6 separate regions of the Homo sapiens genome follow, and all the other regions are linked to region 2. The links are chromatin loops, found by intact Hi-C in ENCODE. Cell type or tissue: heart right ventricle. All regions are shown on one strand. Links, peaks and the distances in the headings refer to the core of each region. The heading gives the core; the rest is flanking DNA.

Region 1 (5,309 bases), core at 600-4,599, 72 kb before region 2:
ACTCTAGGCAGGAAGATAACAAAGATTCTCAAAGGGAGAGACAGGGTGCATGTGGGCAGAGGGTGGGGGACAAGGCAGGGGCGGAGGCATAGGGAGCCTCTGCCAGTTTTCTCAGGGAAATGGGAGGTGAGGTTGACAGACAAGGAGGGGAGGTGGTGTGGTTTGGGGAACTGAAAAGGCAAGATAGGCTCTGGAAGGCTTCTCTGGGAAATGCAAGAAGATACTAATAAAGAACAAATAAAAGACAGTTCCAAAGTAGAAACCACAAATTTTTATGTGGCATTAACTACACATCATAATGCAAAATACTCCAAAAATACTTAGTGCTCTGGGCATGAGAGTAGAGAAAGTGGAGAGAACACATCATTGGACAGACAGAGCATGTGCGTGTGCAAGGGAAGGGGAGGGGTGCCATGAAGAGTTCAAATGCAAGTGTGTGGAGTCTGTCCTGCCTGATGGACTGAGAGAAAGTGGATCAAGGAGTTGGAGCTGGAATGGCAAATAGTTTTCATCTCACGCATCAACTCCAGTTGATGGAACCTGTGCTGAGAAGGATCCCAAAGCAACCTCTGGGTTTAATAGGAGAGTGGCATGATCAGTCTGTGAGGTTCTCAATGAGCTGGAAAGAGTGGCAACAATCACACCAGGCATTGGCCATCTCTGGACCAGAGGCCAGACAAGGCTGTGAGAAGAGAGAGGAGTAAGAGAAGTAGCAGGACAGGGGGCTGTGGCCAGAGTGAGATGTTGGAAGGTGAGGTTTCGTGAAGACATCAAGGCCTAGAACATGGCTAGGGAAAAGTTTGGCTGACTGAAGAACAAGGCACAATCTAGTGTTCAAATACCTTCATGCTGCTGCTCTTGCCTCACTGAAGAGGTAAAGTGTCTTCAGAAGACATGTGACATAAGGGAATGGTGGATGGTTGAAGAAACACTTGGCTGTTCTAATGTAAACAGAAGAAGGAGTGGGAAGCTCTCATTTCTCCATCATTATCAGGCTCTGTTCTCAGGAAGCCAGAGAAACCTATGGCATGCTGCCTATGCAGGCCTCCTCCAGACCCATGGCTCAGACAGACCCGCCTGAACTCCAGCAGAGAAACAAGCCCCTGACCATTCCCTTCATCAGGGCAGGCAGGATGCAAGCCAACAGCTTCTCCTCCAGTGAGCCAATCCCATTACTTTTTTCCTTTTTAACTTTGTAAGAACACGTAACATGAGGGCCACCTTCTTAGCAAAATTTTAAGCACACAATACAGTATTATTGACCATAGGTAAAGCGTTGTACAGCAGATCTCTAGAACTCACTCATCTTGCTTAACTAAAACTGTATGTCCATTGATTAACAACTGTTCATTTCTCACTCCACCTAGCTCCTGGCAACCACCATTGCACTCTTTGATTCTACGAATTTGGCAATTTTAGATACCCCACATAAGTGGAATCATGCAGTTTCGTCTTTCTCTGAGTGGTTTATTTCATTTAGTATAATGTCCTCAAGATTCATCCATGTTGTCACATATTTTAGAGTTTCTTTTTTAAGGCTAAGTAATATTCTGGGATGTGTGTGTATGTGTGTGTGTGTTCCACATTTTCTTTATCCATTGATCTGTTGTTGGATATTTAGTTCATTTCTACATCTTGGCTATTGTGTATAGTGCTGCAATGAACATGGGAGTACTAATATCTCTTCAAGATCCTCATTTCAATTCTTTTGGATAAATACCCTGTGGGACTGCTGGATCATATGGTAATTCTATTTTTAATTTTTTGAGGAACCTCCATACTGTTTTCCATAGCAGCTGCACCATTTGGCATTCCCACCAACAGCATGCAGGGTTCCAACTTTCCCACATCCTTGCCTGAATCTCTTTTTGGATTCCGGAGTGACAGTGTCTCAGGATCTTGGCGGGGAAGGACCATCACCTCCTCATAATCCGTGCCACTCTGGAGGGCTGAGCACACAGTTCTCCTTGTTTCCCTGTTTGCCAGCTTGCCTTGTGGATAAATGCAGAGAAGGATTCAGGATTGGAGGGAAGGGTGAATTCACGGCCCTACAGAGCATGTCTAAAAGCATTTGTCAAAAAAAGAGTTAATGACTGCTTCTCTGCGGGAAGCCCTAAAGAAATGAGTGTCCTGAAGTGTAGAACATTCGCTTTTACGGTAGGTGGTGTTATTGTTACATGTTCATACAGACAGTGCTAATTAACAATCCTAAAGGCCACATCATTAAATTATTTCTCCGCTAAAAACCCTATGATGTTTAATGCGTCCCAGCAATTCAATTATATCTAAAACACTGGCCTGAACGGCAGGCACTATTCTGTGGCTGACAAAGTGCAAGTTGCTCTTAAGAACAGGTGAAGCTTAACAAGGAAAGAACAACATCTGACAAACTACCTCCCTGCTCTTCTCCCTAACATACACCCTAAGAATAAAAACAACAGTGATATTCCAAGAAAATTAACGTGGGTCTTACCTTTGCTAGGCTGGCGATGAAATATAGGCTTTACCAAATTTTCTGTGAAGAATCTGACAAGATTTTCTTAAAAGATTTCACCCAAAATAATCAAATCAGTGCCCTCAGATCTATTTAAGGTCCATCGGGTTTCACTGTTTTTTCTCTGGATCCTACCACCCATCCTTTGTCATTTCTAACCACTGCAAATTGCATTTTGGGTTTGAACTTGGGGTGACTTCATGGCTTTGGTCTGGGTTTTTCCTGGATGTGTATCACAGTCAGCAGAGAGCACTTTGAAGAGCACACAAAGCCTCTTTGTCTCCCACTCAGTGAAATATCTCAAGTACAGAGCACAGTGAAAAAGGGCTTCTTTCCAGCTTAAACACACACACACACACACACACACACACACACACACACACACACACACAAAAGAAGCTCTTGCCCTTCCCTGCCGCCCCCAGCTGCTGTGGTGAGACAGTCTCTGCACAGGCACAGGGCCCAGTGCAACTGGCCAAGTGGCCTCAGTCCTCTGGACAAGGCTTGGCAGGCAGCACCATGACAGAACCTCCTGCTTGGAAGGTGTTGGTGCCGAGACTGCATCTGGGAGCAGCACATATGTGATTCCACTAGTTTTTACACAAAGAGGCAGACTATGCCAGTGGCCAGCTGGCCAGCTGGGCACTCATCTGCAACCTTAGAAGCAGGAGTCAGGGAGCAACCCACTGATCCTCTTGTCATGGTCTTCCCAAGTGCCCAGTTTCCACATAAACCATTTCCTCATCACTCTCCTCCCTAACACTATCCCAACAGTACCCTCAAGGAGGCCCCACTCAGCTCTATGAGGACAGGGGGCTATGTATCTCCTTAGCTCCATACCACCAAGCACACTGCCTTACATGGAACACACTCTCAGTAAAGGTTTCTTGGATGGAAAGATGAATGAACAGATAGACAGATGGATGATGGGTGGGTGGATAAGTGTGTGCATGGATGGGTGTGTGCAGGGATGGGTGGGTGGATGGATGGGTGGGTGGATAGAAGAATCTTATAAACCATTGTTCGGATCCTGGCTCAAACATTTTCTTTTTGTGAGATCTTGGGAAAATTACCAAAACTAAGATACTACAAAACTAAGCCTTTTGGTTTTTTATCTGTACAAAGAATGATAGCAGTTACGGTGGAGATTGAGAAAATTCAGTAAGCACCTGATAGTAGGTGCTCTGTACACATTCATGGTTTTTACCCAGGAACTGTTTATAGATTATCAAGTCCCTTGCTTCTGTAGGAGGTCTTTCCTATCACTGTCGAATTCATTGCTCACTTGCATCTCTCCCAAAGGGATGGCAGAGGAAAGGTAGTAAAGGGTGCTTAGAGTGGAGTGAGGACTACAAGAGGGAGCACCAGTATTGACTGGGGATGCAGGGTTTCTAATTTTTCTAGCCCAGAAAAATTCAGACAGGCATGGTTTGGAGGAGACCTGGGTTCCAGTCAAGGCCCTGTCCCCAACTAGCTGGATAAACATGGCATGATCACCTCTCCCTTGTGGTCCTAGATTTCTTCTATGAGATAAACTCATATGATTGCATGAATGCTGAAGTCTCTTCAACTCCCAACTCTGTGATTCTATCCTTCGAGATCCACTTAACATCTTCTTACCTCCTCATTGAAGCCTGTCCTGACCATTCCTGCTGACAATAAATTCTCCCTCTTCTCAGAATCTGTGACTCTTGTCTGCGCTATGTGTCTGGAAATTAGTTCACTTCATAGCCTTGCAATGATGATGATAGCAAACTCTCAAATCATACTAACTGGAGGACCAGAGATTATTCTTAGCTACACACATACGCACACACACTTGAACATATGCATGCACATACACACACATACACACATAATCATTACATTCTCATAATACCTCTCTATGAAGTGAGCAATCTCAAAATCTCATTTTACAGATGAAAAACTGACACATAAACACACACAAAAAACTTACCCAAGACCAAACAGCTTTAAGCACTGGGCCAAGTATTTGAACCCAAGCAGGCATGACCTGCTGTTACCAGGCTGTCATAGGTCTCCTTGTTATTCAGCATCTCACTCCTCTCCCCAGTAGCTTCCCTAAGCATAGGGGCAGTGGGGTGCTGTGGCTAAGTCAAAGGACTCCCTGTCTAGACCACCTGTATGTGAACCCCAAATCTATTTTACTGCTTTGTACCTCTATTTTCCCATGCATAAAACAAGAGTAAAAAGTGCACTCCCTCGTAGGGTTGTTATGAGAATTAAATTAGTTACTCTAAGTAAAGCATTTAGACCAGACATTTGCTGTTATTGGGTGTAGGAGCCCAGCCTAAAACATCTCTGTAGTCTCTATGCCTCATACATAGGGAATGCTTTTGTGTTGACTCAGTCAAGAACATGGGAGGAGGAGTCAAACAGACCAAGTCCAGTCCTAGCTCAACCACAGATTAACTTTATGACCTTGAGCATGTCAGTTAGCTTCTGAGTCTCAGTTTTCTCATTTATAAAATGGGAATCACACGTGCTGCCCAGTGAATCCCACAAAGCTGTGCTACTCAATTCAACAAGACATATGTGTGCACCGTGCATAAACTATTAGATAAGTGGAAGGGTTTGTAACTAGTTTAGTCTAGATGAAACCACCGCCTGAGGATATCTGAAGGTCTCTGCTCGAGGGCTGTGGTCACCCTACTTCAAAAGCAGAAGGGACAGATCCCTTCAAAGGGGCCCTGTTTGTAGAACTCTTGCTAAGCCACATAATGTTATCACAAAAGCATGTTGCAGAGAGGACCTCCTGATTTTATCAAACTGGAGAAACCACCCTTCCATGCCC
Region 2 (5,309 bases), core at 818-4,817:
GAGACCAGAGGGATTTAGGAGCTTAGCAATAAACCATCAACCATTTCCTCTACTGGGAGTCTGTATAAAAGTTGGTTTATTGTCATGGAATATGATGCAGCCATAAAAACAAATGAGATGGCACTCAACTCACAGAAAGTAATCTCTAATGATGGGCTTTCCAACGCTATATGGCCCCTATACTAAGGAAGTAGCTGGCATCTCTCATTTTATGCCCCCATACATCTACCCAAACTGAGGAAAGAGAAATTCTACAATATCAATATGGAGAAGGAAGGCTATGGTTCTCTGTGTACTTTATAAAGAGTATTTTGTTCTATGCTCATTATTGTATATCCTGGGAAGCCTAATTTTAGTTTTATTTGAAGATGAAGAAAGAGAAACATTAAGCCACACATGCTTTTCATTTTTTGTACAAATTTATGGTGTATGTGTGCAATTTTTTTGTTTTTCTGTTGGTTTTGTTTTGCTTTGTTTTGTTTTTTTTGAGATGGAGTCTCACTCTGTTGCCCAGGCTGTAGTGCAGTGACACGATATTGACTCACTGCAACTTCTGTCTGCTGGGTTCAAGCGATTCTCCTGCCTCAACCTCCAGAGTATCTGAGATTACAGGTGCCTGCCACCACGTCTGGCTAATTCTTGTATTTTTAGTAGAGATGGGGTTTCACCATGATGGCCAGGCTGGTCTAAAACTCTTGGCCTCAGTGATCTGTTAGTCTTGGCCTCCCAAAGTGCTGGGATTATCGGTGTGAGCCATGGTGCCCAGCTGCAACTTTGTTACATGCATAGATTGCAATGTGGTCAAGTCAGGGCATTTAGGCTATCAATCACCCGAATAATGTATATTGTATGCATTAACTAATTTCTTATCACCCCCCCCCCTTATTCTCTCACCTGTCTGAGTATCCACTGTCCATCATTCCACTCTGTATGTCTATGTGTACACATTTTTAACACTCACTTATGAATGAGAACATACAATATTTGACACACATGCCTTCTAAACTAGGTATTGATGAAATAAAAACTTAGTTTCAAAGGCTTATTTTTCTTGGTGTATTCACTGTTGTGGAATTACCCTGTGGAAATAGCAGATAGCTGCTTCTGGAATGTATCGTGACATAAACCGATAAATTCAGCAAAGACATCTACCTGTCAACTGACTTTTATACTCCAATTATGTTATTTTAGTTTTATTTCTAAATATTATTAGACAATAATTAGAAATATTAAATTATTGGCCGGGCGCGGTGGCTCACACCTGTAATCCCAGCACTTTGGGAGGAGGGCGGATCACAAGGTCAGGAGATCGAGACCATCCTGGCTAACACAGTGAAACCCCGTCTCTACTAAAAATAGAAAAAATTAGCCGCGGGTGCTGGTGGGCGCCTGTAGTCCCAGCTACACAGGAGGCTGAGGCAGGAGAATGGCGTGAGCCCGAGAGTCGGAGCTTGCAGTGAGCCGAGATCACACTACTGCACTCCAGCCTGGGCGACAGAGCGAGACTCCTTCTCAAAAAAAAAAAAAAAAAAAGAAAAGAAAAGAAATATTAAATTATTAAGGCCCTGGTTTAATCCATGAGACAGTAGATTACAGCGGTAAATAGCATGAGCTCTGGGGTCAGACCGTAGGAGTTTGGGAAAGTGACTTCTAGACAACTTTGAGCAAATTACTTAGCATCTCTATGTCTGGGCTTCCTAATCTGGAGAATGAGGATGACAGTGGTACACATTTCAGATGGTTGCTTTGAGGATTAAATGAGATAATACCTGTAAAGTTTAGAACAATGCCAGGCACATGGTAAGGCTTGGAGTTAGTTATTGTAGAAGGGGCTCTATAAATAAATGTTTAATTGAAAAAAATCAACAGTCCAACTGGGGGTGGCAGTTAACCACTCTTACCCCAAAATGGAAACCTCTTGCTATTGGAATAACTTTCCAGAATAAAATATATGAAAGAAAACTTGATGAAATACAGGCATTAAATGTTATCACATAACCATCCGTAAATTCTGGGTTTCCACAAAGCAGTTCTTCCGAATCATAATTAAGGGTTTGAAAGTCAAATGATTTAACTGCTAGTTTTAATTACCTCTTGGTGAACTTTAGTGTGTTAGAATTGTCACAACTTTCCTTGAGGATTACTCTGAAGTCAAGCAATACAGTGGGAAATTATTAACTCCTACTTTGGTACAGCAATTATCTGCATTACAAGGTTTATGCAATTAGCTGTTTAAGATGTCATTATATTTTGCCATCTGGTACACAGGAGTTTATGCATATGAACAGGCACGTGTTGAAGTGATTTTCACTATATGACTTGTTCTCAACCCAAGTCATCGCTCTAATGAGGGGAAGTTGCCGTGCACCGTACATTAGTGGCAGGTGCACACTATCAAGCTTCATTTTCATCGAAGACCTTCATTTTTCCATTTTAAAGTATTCTGCACAAGTGCTGGAAAATTAATTAGTCGTTCTCAATTGAACAACGCCTGCAGACGTGTTCTTTAGCAGTTAGGCGGGGGCACGGCTTCAGGTAGGGGCCACTCCTCCTCCTCACCCGGACGGCTGCAAGGAACCCTCATTCTGTGCAAAGCCAGGGCGCAATCCTGTGCAGTAAACCTCCCCTCGCGAAGAGGGAAGCGGGGTTCGCTGTTGCACCCCAGGCCGAGCGCCCTAGGGGAGAGGGCGCCGCAGCGAGTCCCGAGATCCGAGCCCGGCCTCGACGCCGGAGCGCTCCCGGAGCTGGTCCTTGCCCGAAGCGCATTAAAACGGCGCCCTCTGGTGTCAGCTCGCGGCGGCCGGGTAAAAGCAGTGGCGCTGGGGGTAGAGTTCTACTCGCCACCCTGTTCGCAAACTGAAAGATCCCCGAGTTTAGAAAGTGTCTTGCCGCTCTGCGGACGCTGTGTCCGCGGCCCCGCTGTCGCGCAGAGCTGGGCTGCGATCAGAAAGTCCGGCTCCCCTGGCCCCAGACAGTGGCTCCCGGGGGAACCAGCGTGGAGGGTGAGGAGGGACCTGGCCTTCGAAGGCAGGAAGGACAGAACCCCCAAGCCACGACGGCAGCGGGGCGCGGGGACGGCCGGGCTCCAGCCACAGAGGCCCGAACTCGGCCCGCACTGCCCGGCGGCAGGCCGCGAAGGAGCCCCGGGTAGTGGGGGCGGCAGGAAGGAGAGGCGCGCAGGGCCTTCGGGGCCTCCCCAAGCCCCGGGCTCCCGTCTGGGCTTTGTGGGTTGGCGGTGTCTGAATCGCCGACGGGCCGAGCCGTGCCGGGAAGGCGCGCGGCCCCGCGCGGGCACCTGGCCGAGGCCGCCCCGCGCTGCCATTGAAATGTGACACTGATGAACGAGCTAGGCCCGCGGCTTTCTTTGGGAGAGTTGGAAGTCGCCAGCCGCGAGATCTGGGGCTCTCAGGTTCCCTGGGAAACGTTCTCCCCGCACCCCACTGCCTCCACCTTCGGCACTATTGCTATCCTCTCCCATTTCCCCCCAACACACACACACACACACACACACACACACACACACACACACCCCTCACGCGTTTTCGAGTGCCAGACCAAGAGTCTTAAGTTCAGCTCCAGGAAGACAGGGTAGTGGCGGGAAAGAACATTCTGACGACGGGGAAGTTTGAGTTGGTTGGGGCTGAGTCAATAAAGTCGCCCCTTGAGCCTTTTGTTTTGAGGCTTTGATTGCAACGGCGCCTTTCGCCTTTTATATTTGGGGCCTGGTGGGTGACAGTGAGGGGACAGAGGAAGGGGACGAAGCACGTGGAACCTGGCCCCTTTTGGGATGTTTCTGCACCAGCTTTTGTTGGGGGAGAGGATGGGAAGGGAAGGAGGGAGAGTGGGTGCCTTACAGGCAACCAGCAAGGATTTCTTGAGAGACAACAACGTGCGGAGCACTGAATCAGGCACCAGCAGCGCTTATTGAGAATGAGAATAGGATCTTGCAAGCTGATTAGCGAGAGAAAAATTCAAAAAAGGGACAAATTGGTTAGATTAAGTATCCAAATAGATGCAGCAAAGCTGAGTAAACAAATCAAGGATGGGTATTGGAATTGGCTAGTGGAGTCTCAGAGCATCTGTGTGTGGACATCTCCGTGAGTCCATTGCAGTTCAGAGGTTGTTCTATGTAGGCTCAGCCTAGAAAACAGATACTTAATAAAGTTCGAGATGACGTTGTCAAAAAAAAAGAGCCAATCATTCCGGTTGGAAGATAAAGTTGGACAAGTAAATCAAGCCCAGACTGAGAAGGCTGAGGGGCCCAGAATCTAACGGATAATCTACTGGCTTTGGGGCCAGACTAGCACAGAAGCAGCCCTATCCAAGCCTCTTAGGAATTGTAACTATGAGTCTCTGTTTCCCTCCGTGAAATGGGGATAATTATGCCTTGGTATTGTGAGGATTACACAGGGTTAAATGAGACAATGTCCTTGGGCCTAAATACTTTTGGTATTGATATAACCCCTCCTTCTCTTTCAACCATTTCAGAATCGTTCCCATGATCCCTAGGCTCTGGGCATCTTCAGGAGTTCTTCAAATAAATATGTGACTATGCCCATCTTGTTTATGTTCAGTCAGCTCTGTTGCCTCAGACACTCAGCAGTCCATGTTTTACTGATACCTTTTGGAGCCTCTAAATTATTTGAAAACACTGAGTTTTTACTACAGGCTTCGGTAATTGACTTTCGGAGTAACCGGCCCATGAGACTGGTCCATTTAATGTCAATAATAAGTAATATCAGTTTATTAGACTCTCACCAGTGGCCCTTACTGAACATTCCATCCTCCATGATCAAGAGCAGCAGTTCAGCTTCTTAAGCAAATCTTATTCCTGTCTGTTGTAAAAAGTCATTTCACTGTAATAAGTATCTGCTTTCCCAAAGCTGAAACTACACAGAACAGCCTGTGCCCTGCAATTGACTCAGGGAGATACCCACATTCTGAAGTACTGAGACTGGGACTTGGGAAGGTCAATGCTCTGATTCAACACAGGTGATATGAAGAACAGTAATGAGTTTCAAAGTGGCCTATAGGCCTGGTGCGGTGGCTGACACCTGTAATCCCAGCACATTGGGAGGCCAAGGCAGGTGAATGGTCATAAGTTCGAGACTAGCCTGGCCAACATGGTGAAATCCTGTCTCTACCAAAAATACAAAAATTAGCCGGGCGTAGTGGTACATGCCTATAATCCCAGCTACTCGGGAGGCTGAGTGAGGCAGGAGAATTGCTTGAACCCAGCAGGCAGAGGTTGCATCGAGCTGAGATCACACCACTGCACTCCAGCCTGGGTGACAGAGCGAGACTCTGTG
Region 3 (5,309 bases), core at 533-4,532, 770 kb before region 2:
TGTTTTATGCTCAAACTTATTTCACTCCTACATTGCTCATCCTTCAAATTTCATTGTTCTCATTGAGAATTTTCTGATTTCTCCAGCCAGAAATCATCTTTCTGTCTTTTGAACTATTACAATCTCTTTTCTGGGCCTCTATTCTACTTCGCACATACTATGTTGTATTATAGCTATTTGCACATGATCTGGTCAGTCAGAATCAAACAGGCTTAGGTTTAAATTTAGTATTTTCCACTTTTTAGATGGATGACCTTGTAAATTTCCTGAGCTGTAATTTCTTACGCCTACATATGTTAAGTATAAAAATATCTACCCTGCTGTAAACCATTGGCAAAAAGGCCTCAATTTTCAAACCTGTATCTTTGCTCTTTGCACTGTGACTTTGTAGCTCATTCATCAATAGGCAGAGTCTGTTTCCCTACTCCCTGAGTTTAAACTGTTCTTGAGATTTGCTTTAGCCAACAGAATATGACAGATGTGAAAGGTTCCAGTTCTGAACATAGGCCCCTAGAGTCAAGAGACCTTGTGGACTCCCATTTGCTCTCCTAGAATCATGTTCAACTGTCATGTGAACAAGCCAAGGCTACCTTCCTAAAGCATGAGAGACCACATGGAGCAGAGATGAGCTGTCTCAATTGAGAATATTGTAGATCAGCCAGATCCCAGCTAATTCACCAGCAGATGTATGAGGGAACATAGCTGAAATGAGAAGAATCATCCACTATATATATGTATGTATGAATATACATATATATGTATGTATGATATACATATATATGTATGTATGAATATACATATATATGTATGTATGATATACATATATATGTATGTATGAATATACATATGTATGTATGATATACATATATATGTATGTATGAATATACATATGTATGTATGATATACATATATATGTATGTATGATATACATATATATGTATGTATGAATATACATATATATGTATGTATGAATATACGTGTATGTATGAATATACGTGTATGTATGAATATACGTGTATGTATGAATATACATGTATGTATGTATGAATATACATGTATGTATGTATGAATATACATATATATGTATGTATATTCTTATGCAAGCTAAAGTTTGGGAACCACCAACTAAAACAACCATATGCATGTATGTATGTATGTATGTATGTATGTATATACATATACCTACATGCATGCATACAAAGTCCAATATATATATTGGACTTACGAAGTATGCAAACTTGCATGCATACTACAAAGTCCAATATATATATTGGACTTTCAGTCCTCTGTGTGTATACACACACACGTGCGCGCGCGCGCATGCGCACGCACGCGTCTGTAAACACATACATACATATGGCTTTTTTAAGTTGGTGGTTTCCAAACTTTAGCTTGCATCAGAATCACTTCGGGTGTTTGTTACAATAGACCAATGAGCTCCCAGAGTTTCTGATTTAAAGGTCTCGCATGGAAGTTCCTAAATTTGCGCTTCCAGTAAATTCCCACGTGATGCTGATGCAGGTGGTCCGGGTACCACATTTTGAGAATGACTGTTTTAAGCTGCTAGATTTTGAAGTAGTTTGTTAATATAGCAAAAGATACCGATAAATAGGGATATCGTGAAGTTTAGTAATTACAAATTTAAATTTGTAATTTAGTAGACACTCAATAAATCTTATTATTGTTATCTGTTTTATCTCCTCAAGTAGCCTATAAGTTCCTCATGGAAAGGACTATTACACAGCTGAGTGCATCCTACTCTTATTATCAATTTGCCGTACCTTGCGTGTTGCAAACATATCTTTCAGTCCATTATATTCCATAAATAGCAAGCAGGTGTCATATGCAATCGCTGTGCTCTTTATCACTATTATGTCCTCACTCATAATTTGGAGACATTTCCTAAAGATAATTTAACACTATTTGATCAATTGTAAAATTCGTTCTTGCATCTATGTGTTTATGAACTTCTTTTAAAAAGAAGTCACAGAGGGTTAACGTTTTATAAAGTGGTGGCTGAAGATGTGTAGTGCTACAGTAGCTTAAGGAGTTGAGGATTCTGGCAAGGAAGTAGCCAAATAATCACCCAGGAAAAGAAAGAGAACTAAGGGGAGAATTAATAGACTGGAAAGAAATGGAAAGATTAATAAATTGGCGTTCTCTATAAGGTCTAAAGACAACTGTAGTGTTTATAAAGTGTAAGAAAAGATAAAAGGAGTGAGGTATTGTCAAAATGTAAACTGAGAATTTAAGACTTTGAGGGTGAACTTATTGAATGATGCCTGGGAATATGTGTTTTTAAAAGATCAAATGATTCTGCTATGCAACAAGTTTGGTAATGAATATTCTACAATATTATGCTCTTTACTGTCATCAAAATTCATGAAGACAAAGCAGATGATATCTACTTCTGCAAGGGCTGAAGAACTGATGCCGAGAACTTTACCCGTTACATCATTCAACGTTTCTTACAAAATCTCATGTAAAAAGCTTCTTTCCAATGTAGTGACAGAAAAAAAAGACACATTGGTCTTTCCTGAAGGATTGCTATATTTTTTTCTTTATGATGTTGAAGTTTATAAAATTCACCATTGTTACCTCTTCCTCCTGGCTGCCAAGAAGCCAAGAACTAAGCCCGAAGCTTAGCCATTTCTAGATTGTGTTAAGTACTCTTAAAGCCCCTTGTGAATACCTCTATATGACCATTTACACATTATATTTAAGTTATTCATTTAATATATTTTTCGTCATTTTACTGTAAGCTCCTAAAAGCAGAAACTGTATCTTTTACGTCAGTTCATCTATAGTAACTAGCCTGGTGCCTTGTATGCTGTAGGTTTTAGGAAAATTTTTGCTAAATTATAAACCAAATGGTGGTAATTATAAAGCTAATGGTCACTAGTTTTTCTGTTCCCTTCTTTCATGTGTTTTAATTTTATATTTTCACTTATTGATCTTATTGTACATGATTCACTGTTACGTATTAGGAGAAAATTCTTTTCTCTCCATTCCTTCTATTTTCTTTCAGGTGGAGATAGCCCTGTTAGTCTTATACTTCTGGCTTCTTTCTGTCAGTTTACTCAATATATCCTAAGGGAGGGTGAGCGACTTATTTGATTGGTAAATCTGGGGAGAATAAACCAGACATGCTCAGCCCAAATCCTCCATTTTTCTATTTTCACCTTTTAGGTCAGTTAGCTCTGGGTTTCTTTGATGAATTCCTTTTTATTCATCTATTCACACAGATCTAGTTTGGCCTCAGAAACCTCAACTCCCTTTGTAAATACATGTCTCACTTTTTCATTTCCCAGTATTTTAGTTTATCCACTGTTATTTCCAGAACAAGAAGATGTTTGCTGAATCCCCCATTTTCTCTTCACCTACAAAATGTCCTTCAATTACCTAATCTGCTGCTATAGCTCTTGCACTGTTTTTGAGCCAGACTATTTCCCAATAATAAAACATCACAAATATGCTTCTTCTATGAATTTTTTGTTTTGGATTTGTGGTAATTTTTCCTGCTTTCTCCATACAAGCAGAACTTGCATCTCTAAATTGATAGTAGCCTACATTCCTTCTAAATTGCTCATTAATTTATCGTTGGAATAAATAAAATATATTTTATTTCAAAGGATGAAGCCACACTGGATCTCCAATATTCATAAGCATAATTGGCAGTTGTTACAATGTAGAGCCTCAAAGATAATGTAAAATTAGACAAGACATGCAACTCTAGACTAGCCTTGGCTTGGTTCCAAGTGAGGGTCAATATTTATTATCTGAAGGCCTAAAATATCTCAGAATGGTATACAAACCTAGTTTACAAGCATGTTACATGGTATGAAACTAATCATTCTTCCAATGTTTGAATGTAGTGTGCAAAAGACCTATTAAATAAAAGGCAGCATGAAAAATAAATGAAAATAGTCCGAATCAAAGATTTCATGATCCCAGACTCAACACAATGGTCTTTTGGGAGTCGTTTAAACAGTATTTTCCTTTATATTAATAGCTCAACTTCTTAAACAATTAGTCAGCAGATAGGGGCCAAAACATATTGCCTCCCTTCTTTACTTTGATAAGACTAAGTTAGAGAATGTAGTTTATACATGGGAAGTAAACCTCCAATATTGATCCAGATTACATAGATTAACCCAGCTAGTTACAGTCATAGCCAAAAGTCTACAAGTCTTCTCTAATGGGACTGTCTCTCATTAAAATATGGCATATCAGAGCAGGGGAGAATGTATGCCTTCTGGAAGTTATGTGCCCCACGAAGAAAAATGGAGGAGCTGCACTGAGCATGACTAGTTCATGCTTCCAAATTTACCTATTATAAATGCATATGTGTCATTCTATTTTCTCTGCACTGGAGTTTGTAGAGAGAGAGAGTTCAAAAGCATTAGAGGAACTGAGTCCACGTTACTGAGGTCAGTCAATAAGCTTCATACAATAAATTTGAATGAATAAAAGGAAGAACAAGATAATTGAGAAGATCTCACTGGAAAAATGTATATTCAGATAGAAAAATCGTTGTAGAATTGCTAGGTATCACCCTTAAAATAGTGTTTTAAGCACCAAAATTTTTAAAAAGTATTATCTTTAGGGGTTGTGGCTAAATTTACTTTTCAACACCTCTACTAAGCTCTAGGCCTGCCTGAGAGTAGCTGAACAGTAGCAGTATGGTCAATATGCACCCACACCAAGCAGTGCTCACATGATTATAAATTTAGAATTGTGCAATGAAGTACCACGGTATTACAAGAATAATGACAATAGGGGCTCACATTTAAGAGCCCCCTTCCTGTGTGCCACAAATGTGCTAACTGATTACATATTACCATGTTTGATCTTCAAAATAATTCTATGAGTTAGATATCAATATTCCTATCTATAATCAGGGAAAACAACGCTAAGCAACATACCACAGCTCATAAAGCTGAAAGCAGCAAAGTCAGTATTTGACCCCAGATTGACTGACTATGAACCCTGTGTTCTTTTGCATATGCCAAAGTAAACACATCTGTAAATATTATGGGACTGGATTACGAGAACTCTAGGACCTTCTGACTTTCTATGTTTCTGTGGCCCGACAGTGTGAAAAGCTCCTGCTAGTTAAACGCTACCCCAGATCATCGTTTTTCTTCTTTCCTCTTTTCATTCTTTTCTGTTTCTCTTCTGTTTGAGAGTTCCAGTGGGCTAATTGGAAAGATCTTGCATAAATACAGTAAAAGTCATTATGAGGTTATCCAAAGGACAAAATGGGGAGGGAAGGTATGGTACAAGTGGAAAATTGTTGTAAGTTTGAA
Region 4 (5,309 bases), core at 400-4,399, 190 kb before region 2:
TGATCAGCAGGATGTTGAAGTACAGCTCCACGTTTCCAGACACCTGCTCATTGACACTTTCAGTGTCACAGTAGTCATAAATGTTGGCTGTCATGCCATAACCTATTCAGACCAGGTTCAAACATTTTATGGGTTCAGGACAAGAGTATAGCTAGAGGTCCATATACTGGATGTCTAAATTCAAAATTCATAATCAAACTAGTAAACTGTTGCATAAACTGCCTTCTATATCCCTACATTGACAAATATACTTTAATAGAAACAAAAATAAAAATATGTGTGAAGCTATTATTTTTATGTCACTGAAAATAAACCACTGTTCTACTAATAAGTGGTTGATGTTTGTTGACTACTAAAATAAAGGAATACATAATTTATAAATTGCTATACACTAATTCCACAAAATTTTCTTTCCTTCATTTTGGCAAAAAAAAATTTATGCTATTATAATCAAGATTGTCATATAATTTTTGTTCCTTTAGTAGTAACACCAAATTACACAATTATTCCTGAGTCACTGTAGTTCTTAGGTAAGTTTATACTAATTTCAGTTTAGAGAAAACTCACTCTTCAGAGGCAGGAGAAACTGGCATTATCAATAAAATTATTAAAATAATTAGATTATTATCTTAGATTTAGAAAGATCTTTAAATTTTAGGTAGAATATGCAAACATTATAGTGGGATTACATATGATAAATTATCACTATCATAGAAAGCTTTACAAACTATTATAATTTCATTGTATAAATTATCACTTGTCTCATGATTTTCACCATTTTAAAAACAGTAACCAGATTTAATAGAAAGGTGAAGAATCAGTATCAGACATCGTACATGTTACTTCTTCCTATATATAAATTTCAGGGTAATATAAATTTTAACTATTACAAAGTTAATAGTTCTTCATCTGCCACCTGTAACTCCTATAAATACCATACCAACTGATGTATCTCCAGAACCAGAAGACAGAGAAGCAAGAGAAAGTACCCTATATGTCACTGGGAAGTGATTCTTTATTGAGCAGGAATATCCATATTAAAGCTTTTTGAAAAGAAAGATTGGACAAATTGACTAATTCGCCTCTTCTTTTACCTAAATGCTTCAGTTGTTCAAATATTTCCCACATTCTAAAATAGGGACTAGCTTCAACATTGGCAATGACACAAACCACAAACCTTTAAAGCATGTTTCAGGGACGTATATTAAGAGATATTTAAAAAAAAAAAAAAGTTTTTCTTTGAGGTCCAGAAGATGTTACTTGTAAGAACAAATGTTTACGGTTGCATATGTCAGCCCTCAACAACAGATCCTGAGTGACAGAGGTGCCCATGTGCTCTTAAATAAATCTGTCTTTTTGTATTTGTGGTATGTATTATCTTTCAATACAAGGTCTAGAGCAGGGATTCCTATGGCTTAGGTCTAAAGATGTTATTAAATCTATTCATGGGACCTTGGGGCATACTTGCTGGGCAACGCTGAGAGAGAGGATACATTAGGGGGAGAACTGCGTAAATAAAAAGGAGGCCATAGGTAGGATAATAAGGTGTGTGTGTGTCTTTGCACATATGAGTGTGGAGTGAGCAAGTTTTAATTTCTCATTATTTAAGAGATATAGAAGAATGACATCATCAAGATGGGGGAATAGGAAACCCCAGACCCCATTCCCCAACAGAAACATTAACTAAACAACAATACACAGACAAAAAGTTTTTATGAGAACCTAGAAATCAGTTAGGAAGTCACAATACCCCCAGGCAATCTCAAAGCCAAGAGCAGCTGCATTGAAATGGATAAGAAATTTATTTCATTAACTATGTCAGCCCCTCCCCCAAGCCAGCACATCTCTGGGAGGAAAAGCCCAACATACAGCTTCTTTTGTGACAGGTAGAGAAAAGAATGAAATGTATGTTCAAAGTTTCAGCTTTTGAGGGGCTGCCCAAGGAACTGGTTTCTGTCTCACCTGACTCGGAAGATTCATGGGAACTGACATACATTGGATGCCTGGGAGCCACAGAGAGCAAAAGAGAGTCAGCGGCTTGTGGCAGTGCCAGAGAACTTGTAATATCACAGATAGAAATTAGCAGGGCTTGTTGTAATCAAGAGTAAGCACCTAGCTGTGGCTTTTTCCCTGGGAAAAAACAGGAGGGTGGTATGTGTGTCTAGCATTCTGCCTTTTCAGGGGGCTTCCTGAGGGACGAGTTTTTGCCTCATCTGATTCAGAGTCCTAATGGGAAACCAACATACCTTGTTTGCTTAGGGCCAGAGGGACCAAAAAAAAAAAAAACCTAAAAACTCAGTTGCTTGTGGTTGCACCAGAAAACTTATAATACTACAGATAGACACCAGAGGGAGCAAGAGATTACAAGCTCTGAAAAAAACAACTTGCAAACCTCTCTAATTGGGAGAAACCAGAGAAAACACATCTCCAGAAAAGATGTGAGAGGCCCTCACAACCTCTAGCTGAAATAACTGGTGAAGTTATTTCCCTGTATGAAGTCAGTGAGTAAAGACTAGGAGAGATGGCTGTTTTTCAAATGCATGAATACCAATATAGTTACAAGACACATAAAGAAATATGGAAACATATCTCAATCAAAGGAACAAAATAAATCTCTAGTAACCAACCCTAAAGAAATAGAGTTATATGAAGTACCTGACAAAGAATTCAAAATAACCATCACAAAGATGTTAGAAAAATGGTAAATGAACAAAATGAGAATATCAACAAAGAGAAAAAATTTTAAATAAACAACAGCAATTTTGGAGCTTAAAAACACAAGAGCTGAATTGAAAATTTCACTAGAGGGGTTCAAAAATAAAAGTGATGAAGCAGAAAAAAAGAATCAACAAACTCGAAAACAGATCATTTCAGATTACCTAGTCAGAAGAACAAAAGGAAAAAGAAATGAAAATGAATGATGAAAGTCTAAGGGACTTATGGAACCCCATCAAGCAGACTAATTACACATTATGGCTATTCCAGAAGGAAATGAGGGAAAGAGAGAGAGAGAGATTGAGAATGGCATAAAGATTATTTGAAGACACAATGGCTGAAATTTTCCCAAATTTGGGGAAGGAAATGGACATACAGATAAAAGAAGCCTAAAGGATCCCAATTAAGATAAACTTGTAAAAGTCTACATTACAATCAAATTGCCAAAAGTCAAAGACAAAGAGAGAATTTTGAAAGTGGGAAGAGGAAAGCTACTCACCATATGAAAAGGATTCTACATAAGAATATCAATGGGTTTCTCAGCAGAAGCCTTGCAGGCCAGCAGGAAATAAGAGAATATATTCAAAGTGCTAAAAGTAAAAAAAAAAAAAAAAAGAATATGGCAAAACTGACATTCAAAAATGAAGCAGAAACACTGAATTTCCCAGATAAAAGCTGAAGGAGTTCCTCACCATTAGACTTCCAGGCAATGCTATAGAGTGTCCTTCAAGTTGAAAGAAAAGGATGCTAAAGAGCAACACAAAAACATGTGAAAGTATAAAGCTTGCTGGTAAAGGTAAATCTATAAACGAATACAGAATATTGTAATGGTGGTCCATAAATCACTTTTAATTATAGTATAAGAGTTAACACAAAGCGTGAAGGAGAAAGAAGTTAAAGAGTAAAGTTGTATGTGATTGCAGTTAAGTTGTTATCAGCTTAAAGTAGGTTGTTATAACTATAAGTGTTTTGTGTAAGCATCATGTTAACTACAAAGAAAATACACATAGAAGATACATAAAGGAAATTAAGAAATGATTCAAAACATGTCACTACCAAAATGACAACACAAAGAGAGAAAGAAAAAGAACAAAAAGCTACAAGACAGAAAACAATTAATAAAATGTCAATCTTAAGTCCTTCTCTATAAGTAATTGCTTTAAATGTAAATGGATTAAATTCCCGATCATAAGACATCAAGTGGCTGAATGGATTTTTAAAAATCAAGATCTCACTATATGCTGCCTATGGGAAACTCACTTTAGATTTAAAGACATATGCAGGCTGAAAGAAAAGGATAGAAGAAATATATTCCATGAAAATGGTAACCAAAATATAGCAGAGGTAGCTATATTTATAACAGAAAAAATAAGCTTTAAGTCAAAAACTGACACAGTAGACAAAAGAGGACATCATATAATTATAAAAAGGGGCCAATTCACCAGAAAGATAAATCAACTATAAATGTATATGCACCCAACATCAGAGCACCCAAAAACATGAAGCAAATATTAATAGAACTGAAGGAGAAACAGACAGCAATGCAATCATAGTAGAAGATTTGAATACCTCACTTTCAATTATGGCTAGAACATCCAGACCGAAAATCAATAAGAAAAGAGTAAACTTGAACAACCCTATAAATCAGATAGATCCAATAGACAGATAAAGAACATTCCACCCAATAGCAGCAGAATTCACATGCTTCTCAAGTTCACATGGACATTCTCCAGTATAGATCACATATTAGGCTACCAAACAAGTATTAACACATTTGAAAAGACTGAAATCATACCAATTTCCAACCACAATGGAATGAAAACTAGAGATCAATAACAGAAGGAAAACTGGGAAATTCACAAGTACATGAAGTTAATCATATACTTCTGGACAACCAAGGGACCAAAGAAGCAATTAAAAGGAAAACTAGAACATATCTTAAGACAAATAAAAACAAAACCACAACACACCAAAACTTATGCAAATAAGCAAAAGTCATACTAAGAAGAAAGTTTGTGGTGATAAATGCCTACATTAAAAAAGAAGAAAGATCTCAAATAAATAACCTAACTTTATATCTTAAGGAACTATAAGAACTATAAGGAACAATAAAAGCAAACTAAAACCAAAGATAGCAGAAATGAAGGAAAAAACAAAGATTATAACAGAAATAACAGAAATAGAGAATAGTAAACAACAGAAAGAAATCAATGAAACTGAGAGTTGGCTTTTTAAGAGATCAACAAAAATGACAAACCTTTAGCTATACTAAGAAAAAAAGAGGGAGACCTAAATAAAATCAAAAATGAAAGAGGAAATATTACAATTGATGCTACATCAATAACAATAATTGTAAGATATAACTAACAAAAATTATATGCCAACAAATTATATGCCTGGAAGAAATGGATATTCCTGAAACATTTAACCTACCAAGTTTGAATGCTGAAGAAATAAAAAGAACAAACCTAAACTAGTAAGAACAAACCTATAACTAGTAAGAAAATTGGATCGGTAATTAAAAACCTCAAAGTGGATGGGGTTAGGAAAAAATGGGGAGTTGCTGATCAATGGTCATAGAGTTTCAGTCATGC
Region 5 (5,309 bases), core at 663-4,662, 760 kb before region 2:
CAGCCATAAAAAACGATGAGTTCATGTCCTTTGTAGGGACATGGATGAAATTGGAAACCATCATTCTCAGTAAACTATCGCAAGAACAAAAAACCAAACACCGCATATTCTCACTCATAGGTGGGAATTGAACAATGAGATCACATGGACACAGGAAGGGGAATATCACACTCTGGGGACTGTGGTGGGGTCGGGGGAGGGGGGAGGGATAGCATTGGGAGATATACCTAATGCTAGATGACACGTTAGTGGGTGCAGCGCACCAGCGTGGCACATGTATACATATGTAACTAACCTGCACAATGTGCACATGTACCCTAAAACTTAGAGTATAATAAAAAAAAAAAATTTTAAAAAAAAAAAAAAGAATTTTTTACTTAGACAACCAGGCTGTCTGCAAATAGAGTTTTGCTTCTTTCTCTTCAATCTGAATGGGTTTCATTTCTTGTCCGACCTTCTTGCATTGGCTAATACCTTCATAGGACATTGAAGTGGTGAGATTGGACAGCCTTACACTTGAGCTTAAGAAAAAAGGCTTCAGTTTTTCCCCACCAATTGTGATGTTAGCAGAAGGTTTTTCAAGATGCCCTTAATCAGGTTGAAGTTGAGGAAAATCCCATTGATTATTAGTATGCCAGGAATTGTTAATAAGCTCCTTGAAGACACTTTGTCTCTTTCTCTTCATAATAATTGCACCAAGCAATCTCTTGCACATAGTAGGCATTCAATAAATAATTATGAATTATATTGAGAGGAAATTGATGAAATTTCATCAATTCTTTTGAAGAATCTAAAAGGGAAATATATTTTTGAAAAAACAAAGTCTGGACACATGACTCAACACATAGTCATTTTTTGCCTCATGATGAAAAGAATGCTTTATTTCTGTAATTTTTATTTGGTGCAGAGCTAGATATACAAGATTTGTGTGTGTATGTGTGTGTGTGTGAGAGAGAGAGAGAGATTGTCTTGTAAATGTAATTGCACTAAATGAATTGCATAAAGACTATTGCATTCTAGAAATGCAAAATAATATCAACAGACTGAATGAAACAATGGTATCAAAGACCACAATATATAACTTACCTATTTATAATCCAGTCCATCATATAATAATAACCTACATATAACCATCCGTATTTAATCTGGTCCTTTTAGAATTTTGAAATGCTCTCTAGAATTGCCTTTTTTTCTACTTCAATGAGAAATATGTGTGATTTGTTCAGCTGCTGTCTCTCTGCCATCCCCACCCCCAGCACTGTGCAACACAGCCCCTTCTCTCAGCTGGCAAGCACAGGCCCCAGATGCCAAGCTGTGGAAGATATTTATCTGCTGCATCTGGTTCCTTAGCAGATTCGACAGGCCTCTGTGCTGGCAGCTTCAGAAATGCCTTTGGGCTTGTCACATGTTGAAAACTCCCAACTGGCTGTCTGAATTGGCAACCATGCTTTGGCTCACTGGAGAGAAGAGAGAAATGGTGCTTTTTGTCCATCTACTGATAACCTCTCATGTAAGTGATCGTTGGCTTCTGATCTGAAAAAGTACGTTCCCAAAGGGCAGTGCAGACTTTGGGGCTTAATTTCATCCTCCTGATACAAACTCACAAGTAGTATATGACTGAGTTTTGTTTCCTTGGCCAGAGAGGAAATCCCTAGCAATTTGGACCTCAGCATGTCTATCCTGAAATTAAATTCAGAAAGCGTCAGCATTTTAGAATTGGCATTTTAAAATTAAGAGTCAGCTAATCCATCCCCTTTATTTATCTGATGAAGAAACTCAGGCTCTGAAAGGCGAAGGGATTTGGCCAGGGTACACAGCAAGCAGGACAAAGGACGAGATTCACCCTGGGTGAATACTGGGAGTGGGGAAATACGAAAGCAAAAAGGAGCAGGTATTTCTGTTTGGAGAAGCTGTGGAGAAGGAACCCTTTGGAGACTGCATGGCAGGCTGTAGCAGAGCAGCGAGCCTGCAGACAGGGACACTTATGCCCTAAGGCTGATGCTGCCACATCCAAGCTAAGTGACCTTATGTAAGTGACCTAACCTCTAGGCCTGAGTTCCAACACCTGAAAACAAGAAGGAGTTAACCATAGTTCCTAATTTATTTGATTGTTGTGAGGATGAAATTAGATCACGCATAATGTACCTTACAAGGCTATGCTCATTTTTTTCAGTAAATGTTTATTGAGAGCTTACCATGTGGTAGACATTATTCAAAAGACTTGATAAATAATGATTCTCAATCATTTGGGACATGAAATCAGTAAATGAGGGCAGACCTGTAAAACCAGGACAAGAGAGTGAATTTCCGGAGTGGTTTCCTGTCGAGAGGCACGCAGACAGCGAGTGTGTTCTTACACATACACACAATGCATCTACGGCCGCAGCATTTGTTCTAATTCCCTGAGCTGCAGTGAGCTCTGGATTCCAGCAGGGGACATCCATAGCCCAGACAAGGGAAACTGGGGCCAGCTCAGCCTTAGAGGTGATGAATGAAAATGATAAATCACTCAGACATGAGCCTGAGACTGGCCTGTTCTGATACTCATTCCATAAAGACGAAAGTTCTGGAAGGGATGACCCTCACAGGCTTCGTTAGCTCTGAGTTTGTAGAATGTCAATGAATTTCAAGTTCTCTTAATCCTGAATTTGCAAGCTGAGGTCCCGTGGAGTTTTGTCCATGTTAAAGGGACATAATTCCTTTCTCCCCAGGGCAGATCAAAGGAACCAGGTTTTGATGACTTACAGCTCACACAAGGTCATCCTGGGAAAACAGATCCTGAGAAGTACTGCAGAGCTTGTGAAGTACTGCACTGGCTGGTGTCTGGATTCTAGAGTTTATGATCTGCTCCAAAGCCAGAGAGGTGATGACTAGAAGGTAGATATGAATTGGGGACAGTGGTGTGCTGATAAATATTTAACAACCAGCTCCCTGGGGGAAAAATATGTGCATATGTACATGTACATAAGTTTATTATACATTTCACTCATATACAGGACAAGTAGCACACAATTTACATGTTATATATATAAAATATACAATAATCTTTATTATAAATTCCATATAGCTAATTGATTCTCATAGAATACATTAGTTAATTTCTGTTGAACTCTTGTATTCATGGCCAAGCTATTATTGCAATCCAACCATTATTTGACAATATCAGCCTGCAAATAAACGTTTAAATACTGTCTGGTTCAGCAAAAATGTCTCTTACTTCACTGATCAACAAGTGTGATTGTGAAATGAATGGTGCTTGATATTTTCATTTATGTTAACTGGGAGCAAAAAAGTGAATGGACAAAGGCATATATTAAAACTTCACTTGTTTGTTAATGGTATTAGCCGAATCTTTGTTAAATTCACTAATAGTGTTAAATCCACTAATACTGAAAAATATTTCCTGTTATTTATGTTGTTTATGACTCAATAGTCACAGACAGAATACAGCATTATTAACCTATCAAGTCTAGCGAAATCATCAAAACAATACATCAAGCCCTGACTTACAGCATTTGCCAATTTTCATGGTATAAATATTTCCACCATGGTTGATTTCAAAATCAAGGTAATGTCATTGAACACGAAATTGAAAAGAGATTCATAGTAGTATATCATTACATAACGTTTCTACCATATGCTTAAAATAGACATAACCTCAAAAACTTAATAAAATATAGTAAATTAATTATGAAGTTATGGATTTTAAAATGTTTTCATTGTTACATATTTGTATATACTTATGGGGTACATGTGTAGAAAGTGATGGATTTTATTTACTTTCTTATTCACAAAACCTAGAGAATAATCAATCTTATTTTAAAAATATCTACCTTACATAGTGTTTAAAACACAGTAACATTTGTTGCATAATAATTATAATTATAAAGGAGGGGAAAAAAACAAGAGCCAGGTGAGCATCTAAAAAACAACTTTATCTAAAATGTTAAAAAAATTATGGAGAAATTATCATATACAAGTCACTGTCCTAAAACCTTTATATGAATTAAATTATATAATCATCACATTGATTATAAGGGGCATATATTATTTCCCCCAGATGAGAGTCTCTATCTAACAGATTAGAATATAAGTCTCAGCGGAGTAAAGTGACTTGCTCAAGTACATCCAGCTAGCAAACAGTAAGGCCAGGATAAGAAAACAATCTGACTTTAAGGATTGTGCAACAAACAAGATATCAGCAGTTAACAAAATGTTGGTCTGGAAAAATAAAATAAAATAGCAATTGGTCTGGGAGGAAGCCTGAACTTGAAAGTGACATCTACCCTTGGTTCTGCTGTATGAATTTGAACAAATCATATCACTTATCTGAACTTGCTACATAAATAAAGCTGGATTTTTGTGAGTCTATGAAATGTACCCTATTCCATTTTAAAGCTGTGATGCTAGGGGCAGAATGGATTGCTAAAGAAGATGGTGTGATCTGGCTGCTAGTAACATCACAAATAACAACAGCTCATATGATGGAATGATATTTGGAATTAACCACTGTGTCCAATTCTTATTTACCATATCTCCCTTGGTAGGGTAAATAAGAATTACCATTCTTCCTGTATTCCTCATCCCAAAGCAAGTTTTTAGATCAGAAGCAGAGTACCATATGAGAAATTTTTTGTTGTTCAATTTAAAGATCTATGGTCAAGGTGTTAGGAGCAAGAGATCTGTTCCTTCCCTTGACTATCTGAAGGTTCCACAGTAAAGCTGATAATCAGGCAGGCATAGAGTCTACAAAGGGAGAATGCTGACTCATTGGGAGCAAATGTCCTGCAGCTGCTGGTGCCAGGGAGCAGCACAAGGCCATGGAAGGCCTTTCTGGGATAGCAGATTTTCTGTTTGAGAAAGCACGGTACATCGCTTGGAAAATTAGGTGATCCTTCTCACTGTAGCCTGATAAGGATGACCTGCTGACTATATCTAGATCATTGCCCATTGCCCAGCAACATGTCAGTTCCCTGTCTCTCCGTCCCATGGAGAGTTTTCCACCCATTTTCAATGGTCCAGAGCACTGTTAAGCCTCTGGAATCTGTTGTGGGGCCCTGGACATAGAAGGATGAGTCAACTTGCTAGGGCAAAGGAGAACTGGACCAGAGAAACTGAAGCTCTATTAGGAGCTCAGACACCAGTGGGACACATCTCCCACCCTCCTCTTATCTAGCACTCTGTGCACTCATATTATACACATCCCTTGAGATGTATTTGATCCCATTGGGACTCTGGACATACCTCTATCACAGCACTTTTTACTTTGTGTGCTTTCTTCCCATAGAATGTGGGCTACTTCAGAGAAC
Region 6 (5,309 bases), core at 788-4,787, 1.1 Mb before region 2:
GGAGGGCCTGGAGTCCCACCGAGAAGAGATGAGGCGGTGGGCACACAGCCTGAACAGGGCAGCTAATTGCTGGCTCATACTCCAGAAGATTTCTCCCTCCAGGGAGTTCCTTGCAGAGTATGGGGCATCCCAGTTCCGTTAATCACCATTGGCTGCAGAGCATGAGAAGTTTGTGTGGCTCCACGGACAGTGACACCAGAGGATGGAGCTGTGGGAGGGGTGGACATGTGTAAAAGGCCCGAGGGGGGACCAACCAGCACATGCAGGTCACTGAGACAGCAATTCTGTGCCAGCTTTGTGATGAGCATGTGCCTCTCCGAGCTGCTCCAACCAAGGTTCATGATGTGTCTCGAATTGGTGGGTTCTTGGTCTCATTGACTTCAAGAATGAAGCCGCGGACCCTCGCGGTGAGTGTTATAGCTCTTAAGGTGGCGCACCTGGAGTTTGTTCCTTCTGATGTTCGGATATGTTCGGGGTTTCTTCCTTCTGGTGGGTTATGTGGTCTCGCTGGCTCAGGAGTGAAGCTGCAGACTTTCGCCGTGAGTGTTAACAGCTCTTAAGGCAGTGCGTCTGGAGTTGTTCGTTCCTCCTGGTGGGCTCGTGGTCTTGCTGGCTTCAGGAGTGAAGCTGCAGACCTTCGCGGTGTTACAGCTCATAAAGGCAGTGTGGACCCAAAGAGTTAGCAGCAGGAAGATTTATTGCAAACAGAGAAAGAACAAAACTTCCACAGTATGAAAGGGGATCCGAGCGGGTTGCCACTGCTGGCCTGGGCAGCCTGCTTTTATTCTCTTATCTGGCCCCCACCCACATCCTGCTAATTGGTAGAGCGGAGTGGTCTGTTTTGACAGGGCGCTGATTGGTGCGTTTACAATCCCTGAGCTAGACACAAAGGTTCTCCACCTCCCCACCAGATTAGCTAGATACAGAGTGTGGACACAAAGGTTCTCCAAGGCCCTACCAGAGTAGCTAGATACAGAGTGTGGATTGGTGCATTCACAAACCCTGAGCTAGACACAGGGTGCTGATTGGTGTGTTTACAAACCTTGAGCTAGATACAGAGTGCGGATTGGTGTATTTACAATCCCTGAGCTAGACATAAAGGTTCTTCACCTCCCCACCAGACTCAGGAGCCCAGCTGGCTTCACCCAGTGGATCCGCACCGGGGCTGCAGGTGGAGCTGCCTGCCAGTTCCGTGCCGTGCGCCCAGCACTCCTCAGCCCTTGGGTGGTCGATGGGACTGGGCGCCGTGGAGCAGGGGGCGGCGCTTATCGGGGAGGCTCGGGCCGCACAGGAGCCCACGGAACAGGGGGAGGCTCAGGCATGGCGGGCTGCAGGTCCCGAGCCGTGCCTCGCAGGAAGGCAGCTAAGACCCGGTGAGAAATCGAGCACAACGCCGGTGGGCTGGCACTGCTGGGGGACCCAGTACACCCTCCGCAGCCGCTGGCCCGGGTGCTAAGCCCCTCACTGCCCGGGGCGGGCAGGGCCGGCCGGCTGCTCCAAGTGCGGGGCCCACCAAGCCCACGCCCACCCGGAACTCCAGCTGGCCCGCAAGCGCCGCGCGCAGGCCCGGTTCCGGCTCGCGCCTCTCTCTCCACACCTCCCTGCAAGCTGAGGGAGTTGGCTCTGGCCTTGGCCAGCCCAGAAAGGGGATCCCACAGTGCAGTGGTGGGCTGAAGGGCTCCTCAAGTGCCGCCAAAGTGGGAGCCCAGGCAGAGGAGGCGCCAAGAGTGAACGAGGGCTGTGAGGACTGCCAGCACGCTGTCACCTCTCAATGATACGCTTATGAAATTTTGAAACCATTGAAGAATTTTAATCTGGGAAAGCTGTTATTATATAACCCTGCATATGAGGGATAAGACAGTGTAATTTCTGAGTCTGATTCCTGCATGTAAACTCCTTTGATTGTAAAGATACTAAATGAAGGCAATAAAAAAAAAACCTCCATGTTTTTCTTCATTTTTGGCTTGTTGAAGACCGCCCTGTTACCATGAAGGAAGAAAACCATGGCGTCAATGCTACATCAGATATTTGATGATAGTTCTAGTTCTATGTTTTCCTAGCACTTTGGGAGGCCGAGGCGAGTGATCACTTGAAGTCAGGAGTTCAAGACCAGCCTGGCCAACATGGCGAAACCCCGTCTCTACTAAAAAATACAAAAATTAGCTGGGCCTGGTGGCAGGCACCTGTAATCCCAGCTACTTGGGAGGCTGAGGCAGGAGAATCATTTGAACCTGGGAGGTGGAGGTTGCACTCCAGCCTGGGAGACAGAGCAAGTCTCTGTCTAAAACAAACAAACAAACAAACAAACAAAAACAAAACAAAACAAAAAACAGTGCAGTAGACCTGTGGCCCAGTCTGGCAGCAGTCTGCTAGATGGCTGAAATTGATTTGGTGACCATCTGATGTTAGAGCTCATTGAATATTCACTGAATATTACAACTGAATGGAGGACCTCTGACACTACCTTGCCCAGGAGGTGAAACGACTTGCCCAATGACCCCCAGAAAGTTATTGGTAGAGAAAGAAGCCACTCATTTGCATAAGGCAGGAGGATGGGGCCAGTGGTGGGTATTTCAGTAACCCCGAGCGCCAACTCAAGTTGCTATCTAACCTCATGTTGTTCCCAGTAATCCCCCACTACTGCCTCGGGTGTTCTCTTCCTGCTCATCATACCCCTTCCTGCCATCCCCCCCAAGAGCCTATGGGGCAGCTGTGCCAAACGGGATCACTCTACTTTTGATGCTTGGGCCCCGATATGTTCAAATATGCCTTCTCCTTATATTCTTAGCATAGCTGAAGGAACGCTGGTGGGGAGGTGGATAATGAGGTTTAATTAAAAGCATGGGAGGTGAGGACACCCTTGCCTCTTTCCTGACTGACTTTAGAAATAGCAGTCCTCTGGGAAGTCACCCATCTCACACTAACCTGGCGAGACTGACATTCAATCCAGACACAAACTAACGGCAGCTACGGGGGTGGATTGGGCGGGCATTTTTAATAATTATGATTTTCACGCAGATAATCAGCCACTTTCTCTCTTCCTCCCTCTTCCCACGCTGATCCTGAGCTCCTTGACCGCAGATTTCCTTCGCCTTCCACTAGAGGGCGCTGGAGCCCATGTTACCGCGCTCTCGGCTGGGAGGCGGCGTCCAGGGACAGAAGGAAAAACGATGGGGTGTGTGCCGGATGAAGGCACCAGCCCTGACAGCTCCAGGCCCAGGTCCTCCGTGTGCGCCCCGAAATGCAGTGACTCCTAGGGCTGGAAGGAAAGACATAAAGCCCACCTGGGCATCATCTCTGAGAGAGACACTGGCCAGCGTGGAGGGTGCCCTGCGGGGAGTGGCTGTGTGAGAACCAGGCTGCATGAGCCCTGCTCAGGGACTCAGGACCCTTTTCCTGGGGAAAAGAGGATTCGAGGGCTATGGGAGCCCGCCCTGCTTTTCTGAAGGGCTTTGGTTTGGAAGAGGAAACAGGCTTATTTTATTATATGTGGCTCTAGCAGCAGAACTAGACTTATATATAATATTTATATATATATTCGATTCGATAATTTGAATAAAGATCTCAGCATTGTGCCTAGCATTTTTTTGAGAGCTCAATTTAAAAAATATCATACTAGCTAACCTTGAACTCTGCTTCTGTGAAAGGTGCTGTGCCATCTCCCATTCATTATCTCTAAGCCCCCGAACAGTCCTGAGGTAAGTGTTCCTCCTCTTATTTCACAAATGAGGCAAGTAGGGTTGAGAGAGGGTGAGAGTTTTGCCCAAGGTCTTAAGGCTGTGCAGTTGCGCGGCTGAAATCCTAAGCCAGGTCTGTTTGCCTTCAGAGCTGCACCTCTGCCAGGACACCATGCTGCCTGCCTGTGTCAATGCGGGGTCTTCACCCAGAGGCCCCCTGGGTCTGGTGAGCTGTTGGCGGGTTTATCTATCACACACAATGACGCAGGGGCACATATGTTGTTCTGGCAAAGGCACGGCACATTTTCCAATGTCGGTGGAAGCAGTGGATGAATAATACAGGGAAAGGGATCAACAGAAGGGGCAAGAGGAGGCCAGAGCGGCATCAATTCCCCTGCCCCCAACAGGGGCAGCAGAAGGTGCAGCTGGCGGGGGCCCTGGAGTGGAGCTGCCAGCCCAATCATCTTGCCGCTGGATTTTGCACAGCTTTCCTTCTCCATTCTTTCTCGTTTTTGACACTTGTGATTATTACCAATCCTGGTGGCGCTGACGCACGGGAGTGCAATGGTTACCATGGCATGCTTAATAGCGAGAGCAGATGTTTGGCAGGCTAACTCCATGCATTCTAAATACACAAGGCGAAAGTCGGTGGAGGGCGTAATTGATTTGCTGACTGCAGTGGGAAGCCAGCCCATGCTTGCACTGGGCCAGGGCGCCTTACCACATACTCTCTTTAACATGGCACACAGTCTCATCATGAGCTGACCCCGTGTAGGCCCCTGGCCTCACATGTTATCAGTTCCCACCTGCTCTCTCCTCTTCCACTGTGCTTAACACCTGCAGCCCTCACAAACAAGGGATGTATGGTCTGACTCCAGTCTGAGCCTTCCCACAAGCTGTTCCCTCTACTTAGTACCCCGTGTCCTTCATTGTGTGGACAACACCCACATGTCCCTCAGTTCTCGGCTTGGACATCACTCTGTAACATGTCTCTGTTAACTCTGAGTTAGAAGGACCACTCTGTGCCTAACCTTTCATAGAACTTACTGCTGTGCTGTAATTGCTTGTTTAGTTGTTTATCTTCCCAACAGAGTGCAAGTTTCTTGAGTTCAGGAACCATGATATTTACAAGGATAATCTTGACTTTAATTTACATGGAAAATTACATAAAATCAGACTTCCATTCTTTACCCTTAGTGTCACATTTCTTGCAAAACACTTCATAGCTGGTCTTCCCTCCAAACAGGATTATTATGATCTGTATACAAAGTACACTTTTCTACCCCTGAGCCTCTGTTTGTGGCATTGCCCCATCTAGAAACCTGCTCTTCTTCCCTCATTCAGGTCTACCTTTTCAAATCCGGTTCATCTATCAAGATACCTGTCAACTGCCAAATAATCGTATTTGATATACCCTTCCCCAAGCATATGAGGTCACTTCTCAACCATAAACTGCCTCCTTAACACCCCCACTCCCACTGCACACTTGCCCCCACAGCATGCTATTTGCATCTCTTTCAGGACCCCTGACTTTGCAAGATGCAGCCACTTCCTGGTTATGTGTAACTTTGTCCAAGTTAAATGACCCCTCTCAGCTTCAGTTCTTCCTTTAGTGAAATGGGGATAATCACA

The links. Peaks named below come from ENCODE experiments on the same cell type or tissue, not always from the same donor. Only the 100,000 strongest peaks of a DNase experiment are listed, where the experiment ranks them.
Region 1: a loop joins it to region 2, with 10 times the contacts of the local background. A loop is called at or near these places in 86 of 110 quality-filtered maps.
Region 3: a loop joins it to region 2, with 10 times the contacts of the local background. A loop is called at or near these places in 49 of 110 quality-filtered maps.
Region 4: a loop joins it to region 2, with 11 times the contacts of the local background. A loop is called at or near these places in 67 of 110 quality-filtered maps.
Region 5: a loop joins it to region 2, with 12 times the contacts of the local background. A loop is called at or near these places in 49 of 110 quality-filtered maps.
Region 6: it touches region 2 in a loop (8-fold over the local background); 62 of 110 quality-filtered maps call a loop at or near these places.

The regions. Positions count from the first base shown.
Region 1 is chr1:60,968,075-60,973,383 of GRCh38, forward strand. It overlaps NFIA-AS2 (NFIA antisense RNA 2), which reads right to left and starts at 2,666. Exons shown (of 7, transcript NR_110617.2): 1 at 2,474-2,666. In heart right ventricle, for the core only: a CTCF peak has its summit at 2,164; a DNase peak (open chromatin) is centred at 2,947; H3K4me3 peaks cover 376 bases; H3K27ac peaks cover 2,312 bases.
Region 2 is chr1:61,040,343-61,045,651 of GRCh38, forward strand. No RefSeq gene overlaps it. Among named protein-coding and RNA genes, the nearest start is that of NFIA, 40 kb to the right of the region's middle. In heart right ventricle, for the core only: CTCF peaks have their summits at 2,788 (motif pointing left) and 3,000; DNase peaks (open chromatin) are centred at 2,779 and 3,289; H3K4me3 peaks cover 1,108 bases; H3K27ac peaks cover 1,032 bases.
Region 3 is chr1:60,269,929-60,275,237 of GRCh38, forward strand. The region is part of intron 1 of LOC105378761 (a long non-coding RNA gene); the gene reads right to left. It overlaps LOC107984962 (a long non-coding RNA gene), which reads left to right. Exons shown (of 3, transcript XR_001738091.2): 3 at 1-294. Among named protein-coding and RNA genes, the nearest start is that of LINC02778, 160 kb to the left of the region's middle. In heart right ventricle, for the core only: no CTCF peak of the experiment used is centred there; no DNase peak of the experiment used is centred there.
Region 4 is chr1:60,846,428-60,851,736 of GRCh38, forward strand. No RefSeq gene overlaps it. Among named protein-coding and RNA genes, the nearest start is that of NFIA-AS2, 120 kb to the right of the region's middle. RefSeq lists an enhancer at 2,706-3,536. In heart right ventricle, for the core only: a CTCF peak has its summit at 2,345 (motif pointing right); no DNase peak of the experiment used is centred there.
Region 5 is chr1:60,279,109-60,284,417 of GRCh38, forward strand. It overlaps LOC107985379 (a long non-coding RNA gene), which reads left to right and starts at 1,355. Exons shown (of 4, transcript XR_001738093.1): 1 at 1,355-1,510; 2 at 2,712-2,877. In heart right ventricle, for the core only: CTCF peaks have their summits at 2,429 and 2,637; a DNase peak (open chromatin) is centred at 2,443.
Region 6 is chr1:59,968,459-59,973,767 of GRCh38, forward strand. It overlaps a transcript of CYP2J2 not described here. Among named protein-coding and RNA genes, the nearest start is that of CYP2J2, 44 kb to the left of the region's middle. In heart right ventricle, for the core only: a CTCF peak has its summit at 3,106 (motif pointing right); a DNase peak (open chromatin) is centred at 3,123.